Regions from separate parts of the Homo sapiens genome. Here region 2 is linked to region 1. Evidence: chromatin loops called from intact Hi-C (ENCODE). Cell type or tissue: PC-3. All regions are shown on one strand. Links, peaks and the distances in the headings refer to the core of each region. The heading gives the core; the rest is flanking DNA. Region 1 overlaps TLE3 (TLE family member 3, transcriptional corepressor). Region 2 has its middle 2.4 kb from the start of SALRNA2.

Region 1 (2,906 bases), core at 1-2,500:
TAGGCAGACTGTCTTCCTTTTGCCCAGCAAGTTTTAATCTTCATTTGTGAGAGGGCACGGCTCCCTGCACTGCTTTCCACATAAGAGGCCTTCGACACAGTGCTAAATAACTCTCAGAGGACAAGAGGGTCCCAGTGTACACACGATTCCCTGTTGAACCTGAACCTTGTATAAACAGGATATAGGGCACATGTGGTGCTTGTGGGAGGGAAGGCCCAGCTCCCCTTACTACCACATAATATAACGTTCTGTTGAGATGAGAGGAACGCTCGCCCTTGTCAGCTCTTAAACCGCTCTGTAAGCTGGCTTTGGGGTTTGATTTAAACTTCTTTAGCAAATGTATCGTAAAAGTATGATTTGGCCAAAACCTTTCCAAGAAAAAACTGATTTTGAAAAATGACCAGATTTCTGTGTTGTCTGTTAATAGCCATTCTTTTTACTTTTAGTACTATGAGATGTCCTATGGCTTGAACATTGAAATGCACAAGCAGGTAAGTGCTTTTCTCTTTTAAAAATATATTTCATTTTTTAAAAACTTATATATGTGGACTTCTTATGTTCTCTCTTGTTTGAAAGTGAGCCTGCTTCTTCGATTCCTCCCCCTTCTCCTTGAAGAGTGAATGGATCCAGTCCTTGAAATGCAAGGTCTGAGGCTTTGCTGATTTTTTTTTAGACATGTTGAGCTTTTAGCATTTGAGCTTGTGAAATTAGTCCTGGTCTTGGATCTCGGTGGAGGATAAAGGACCAAAGGGAAAGTTGTACCTCCAGGATCTGCTTTACAAACTCCTGAAAGCCCAGAGGTGGCTGGCTGCTTTTATCTGTTTTAATGTAAAATTCTCAAGAGGAAATGCAGGAGGATTTTTTTTTTCTTTCTCCTTTTTTTTTTCTTTTTGCAGAAATGTGATGTTCTGCCTTGATAAGATTAAACTTCAAGAACCTTAAAAGCCAGGCTGAGCTGTCGAAATTTAAGGGAACGAAGCCACTAACTGCTTAAAAATATGAAGCCAGAATGAAATACAACTTCAGTGCCTTGCATTGACAAGGTGGCTTTCTCATCCCTGTCTTGATTTGAAGGCAGCCGAGTTCCCATTTTACAGAGAAGGAAGCTGAAGCTCCTGGGTGAAGTAACTTGCCCAGGGGCAGCCTAGCCAGGACTTTCGAGATGGCTGGGGGTTGAGCTCAGCTTTGAAATCCTGAAGTCAAACCAGTTTAGCTAGTGTGGTGTCGTTTGATGGATATGTAAACTACCTGGTATTGTCACTCTTCTAATAACAGTATACCTCAAACCGAGCAAATACAAACACCCTTTATCTCAGTGCATATCAGTAACTAGTCCCAGTGCTAGGCTGGGCTGTGGGAGAGGCCTGTTTGTGTATTTGTGTTCTGAGGAAAGGCTGCCTATAATTTGGCTTGGCCAACGTTTAGAGTTGACTTGGCACGTATAAATGGAGCAGGCAGGCCGGTTGTTCTTTTTAACAATTGGTGTTCATGAAATCTCAGAAGGCTGTTGACTCATTCTAGCCTTTGGTGACCGTGACTTGAATGGATTTTCTGCTCTAAATTAACAGTCGTTTACAAGGTTTCAATTTTGCTCTTTAAGGAGGCAGGACCCAGGGCAGGTGAGAAGGGCAGGTGACCCTGGAAAGTGGGCAGATTCCTACCCACTCGGGTGGCTTCCTATAGAGCCTTTGGGATCTGTAGTTTCCTTTCCCCTCCTGGAGGGAGCCCCCAGTGTTGGGTGAAGGGAAGCCAGAAAGGGGCCTGAGTTTATTGAGCAATGTGTGGGAAGCCAGCTTGTGGCTTCCTGAGGGATTAGTTAGTCCCTTAGGAAGGCACATGAAGGCTACCATGTTTTTACTTCTTGACACACAGAAATAATAGACAGGGCTTTATACGTAAAGATATTTCTCCTTGGAAAAATAGAATAGAGACAGGTTCTGCAACTGGAAGGGGCCAGGTCCCGGAAGAATGCTTGAAATGGAACTGGGGGCCCAGGTGTTTCAAGGACCTTGGGGTGTATGCAGGGTGCCACTTCCTCCCTTTGTCTGCCCTGTCTTAATTTTTTTTTTCTCAAATAGTATCTTGGGTGTGTTTAAAGAGGGTAATTGCACCCAGGTTTAAAATTTATAGCAGCAGTTATTGGAAGAGCTTGGTAATTAAGGTGTAATGTCTCGTTGCATGTTGAGGTCTGCATGGGTGGTGTTCCGCATGTCTGTGAATGAATGGTGCTTTGGCACTAAGAATCCACCTTGGCTCGCAGCAGATCTGTTCTGTGAGTCCTGGGGATGCTGTGAACGCAGGAAGAGTTAAATATCTTAACGCATTTGGTGGTGGGGTTTATATAAAGAGCAGCTGTGTACATCTGGGATTTCTGGCCATTCCCCAAACAAGGTTCTTAAGGGGAGAATGCCTGGGGTTTGGCTACGTTGTCTCATTTAATCCTCTCAGCTGCCAGTGGTGGATAGAGGCATTCTTTGCCCCCTGTTTATAGGTGAGGAAACTGAGGCTTCAGGGAGGCCAGGAGGGCAGAGCTGGGATTCAAATCCAGCCCTCTGGCTTCCCCACTGGGCACTTTACCTTGCTTGCCACTCACCTTTGCCCTCTAGCCTGAGTTCCCAGCCTGAACATGTGTGCTCTGAATGCAGTGGCTTTGCAAGCTTATGGCAGTCTCTGAGTTGGGTGAAATCACCCTGTGGCTGTGGAGGAACAAAGAGGCAAGGAGGTGAAGAAACCTGTGCCGTGAAATGCAACCCTGATCTAATGGAGCTGGCCACTCCCTAGGTTTGCAAGGGTTCTGTAGAAGAAAGCCCTGCCACTAATTGTAGTGTGGGTCTTGGGTGCATTTGGCGAATGGTGGTTAGGCCTGAGCAAACAAGTTTATCAGCTGACCTGTTTAGCGGTTGACT
Region 2 (2,906 bases), core at 317-2,816, 540 kb before region 1:
GAGGAGGTGTCCCCAACACACCAGGCACATTTAATGCCTCCATCCGCCCTTCATCCCCACTTTGTGTTTCTGCCAAACTTCCATTTGTTTATCAGGACCCAGCTCAAATCATGCCTTGCTTAGTGGGATCAGTGGTTCTTTGGTCTCTGCTCCCATAGCGTTTCCATTAAAGCATGTTGTATACTGTAACACAGCCACTTGTATCTGTTTCTTGGAAGAAAGTATGAGCTCGTGAGCGGAGAGAATGTGTCTTAGTCATCTGTGCTTTCTCAGGACACATAGTGGATGCTCAACGTCTCATTAATTCACTCAACAGCCATCTCTTGAGGGGGGTTTCTCAGAGTAGGGCTTCTCAATCTTGGCACTACTGACATCTTGGGTCAGATAATTTTTTGTCATGGGACCTGCCCTGTGCCTTGCAGGAAGTTCAGCCACATCCCTGGGCTCTACTCTCTAGATAGCAGTAGCACCCCCACCATAGCCTTGTTGCAATTACCAAAATTGGTCTCTAGACATTGCCAAAGTTTCCCTTGTTGGGGAGGCAAAATCACCCTTGTTGAGACCCGCTGGTTTGGAGGCATCTCTGTGATAAGCCCTGTGTTTAGTATCTTCATTCAGTTTCTTGGAAAACACACTGGGGCTGAGGCCAGAGCCTGCAGCCCACTTCTGGTTATCACTTGCCCCGCTGACCAAGAGAGCTTGTCAGCGTCTGAGCCCAAGCCCAGCCTCCTTGGCTCACCCGCATGTCTGTCTACCAGTCTAGGAAACTTGCGAAGCCAGAGAGCCTGCTGGGATTTTAGCTGACTGCTGATTTCCTCTTAACTCTGTTTGTCTTCACCTTTTATGTTTTAAATCGTTTGCTTTGATGGGAAAGACAGGAGTAAGACGGGAGTTGAATAGTTCAGTTTTTTCTCCATCACCCGTGAACAGCACACTCCGCTCCAAGCGCCAGTGTGTCCCTTTCTCCCTCTCTGTTTTGTTTGGGGCATACTTTAACAAAGCTCTTTCTATTGTCCTTGGGATATCTGCAAGCTGCAGCGCATTCTGGGGCTTGGTCTCCCCAGCATCTTGCAGGCTGGGGCAGGGGGCCTTTGTTCTCTGTCTGGCTCATGACTACTCCCTCTGCCCTTTGTCCTTTAAACACCTGTCCTGGGAAGTCACTGTATTTCTGTGGTTACCTCTGACGAATGAATTATTTGTCTATTCTCAGACTTTTAACAAGTCCCCTCTCCTTCTTGAGTCATCTTCCTTTTTCTAGAGTTTCCAGTTCTGCCTTTCTTGAAATCTACTTCCTAAAGTTTATATACAACAATTGTTTGAATATTAAATATTTACACACTAGTGGTGTATGCAAGCATAGATGGTTTGACTATAAAGCCTATCCAATTATTCACTGTACTACTATGTCTCCAGGTTCCTAGAATTTACTTTTGTAGCTATTGCATTGTCTTAGTTTGAGTCCCACCAGACATAAAACCTGAGAGAAGGATGTAAGTGCAAATAGTTTTTTAAGAAAGGAAATGGTTGAAGGAGTGGAGACGAGAGACAAGAAGGAAATGAAGTGCATACAGCATGTGTTATCATGCGAGTTACTGCTGTGTGTGTGTCATGCAAGTTACTGCTGTGTGTGTCATGCAAGTTACTGCCGTGTGTGTTATCATGTGAGTTACTGCTGTGTGTGTCATGCAAGTTACTGCTGGGTGTGTATCATGTGAGTTACTGCTGTGTGTGTGTCATGCAAGTTATTGCTGTGTGTGTGTATCATGCGAGTTACTGCTGCGTGTGTTATCATGTGAGTTACTGCTGTGTGTGTATCATGCAAGTTACTGCTGTGTGTGTATGTCATGCAAGTTACTGCTGTGTGTGTATGTCATGCAAGTTACTGCTGTGTGTGTATCATGCAAATTACTGCTGTGTGTGTTATCATGCAAGTTACTGCTGCGTGTGTGCAAGTTACTGCTGTGTGTGTATCACGCAAGTTACCGCTGTGTGTGTGCAAGTTACTGCTTGCTGTGTGTGTGTTATCATGCAAGTTACTGCTGTAGGCAATGAAAGCTTAACCTGCTGGGGACCCCTGGGAGATCCTGTAGAGCACACTGCAGAGTTGTCTGACAAAGGAAAAGGAAGCTGGGGGGCTGGGGTACTGATTCACCAAACTTCGATCCCTAGATGACTGTGGGCAGCTTCTGGAGGCATTAAATCTGACTTTTCCAGGTGGCCCTGCCCATACCTAATGTGCAAGGTCTCAGGTGTCCAAAATAGAAGGGGCGAGCGGCAGCTCTGGACACATACCTAGTCCACAAACACATTCTGAGTGTATGGTTATGTTTTCTCAATTTCCTTTCTTTGCCATTTCAACAGCCAGTTCTTTGTTGACCACAATTAAGTCTGTGGAAGCAGTTGTTCTTGTTCCCCTACTTTCTGAGAGATTAAGTTGTCAACAAAGATAGGACTCTGCATTTGGCAGGATGGGACTCCCTGCCCCAGGTCCGGAGACTCTCATTGTTGTGTGCCTGCTTCTGTGCACACCTGGCAATGTTTGTGAGCAGTTTCACCAGCTCTTTACTTTGTCCTGGGACAAGGTGGGGAGGGGAGTTTATGCTAAACTTGGTAATTTTGCTGCTCCCTGCTGAGCACTTTAGAGAGACCAGAGAAACATTTGGGGCTCCTTCTTGGGAGCACAGGCAGGGAAATGCACACCTCCGGATAGGCAGCCCCGAGCCCCATCACAGCTTCACTCCTCAGGCGTTCCCCTGTGCCTCCACCCCAACAAAGGTCCCTTTCCCATGGCCAGCACTGGTGTCCCCAGTTTGGGAAAGCTCGTAGGTCCCTATGTGGACACCTGCTATTTTTCTTTGAAGAGCTAAATGTCCTCCCCCTTTTCCACCTGTCCTCTACAGGCAGGT

The links. Peaks named below come from ENCODE experiments on the same cell type or tissue, not always from the same donor. Only the 100,000 strongest peaks of a DNase experiment are listed, where the experiment ranks them.
Region 2: it touches region 1 in a loop (15-fold over the local background); 2 of 110 quality-filtered maps call a loop at or near these places.

Annotation. Positions count from the first base shown.
Region 1 is chr15:70,092,117-70,095,022 of GRCh38, reverse strand. It overlaps TLE3 (TLE family member 3, transcriptional corepressor), which reads left to right. Exons shown (of 20, transcript NM_001105192.3): 4 at 447-491. Among named protein-coding and RNA genes, the nearest start is that of TLE3, 4.3 kb to the left of the region's middle. In PC-3, for the core only: no CTCF peak of the experiment used is centred there; a DNase peak (open chromatin) is centred at 1,182; H3K4me3 peaks cover 2,500 bases; H3K27ac peaks cover 2,368 bases.
Region 2 is chr15:70,631,420-70,634,325 of GRCh38, reverse strand. No RefSeq gene overlaps it. Among named protein-coding and RNA genes, the nearest start is that of SALRNA2, 2.4 kb to the left of the region's middle. RefSeq lists an enhancer at 634-1,172. In PC-3, for the core only: no CTCF peak of the experiment used is centred there; DNase peaks (open chromatin) are centred at 1,285 and 1,635; H3K4me3 peaks cover 513 bases; H3K27ac peaks cover 2,238 bases.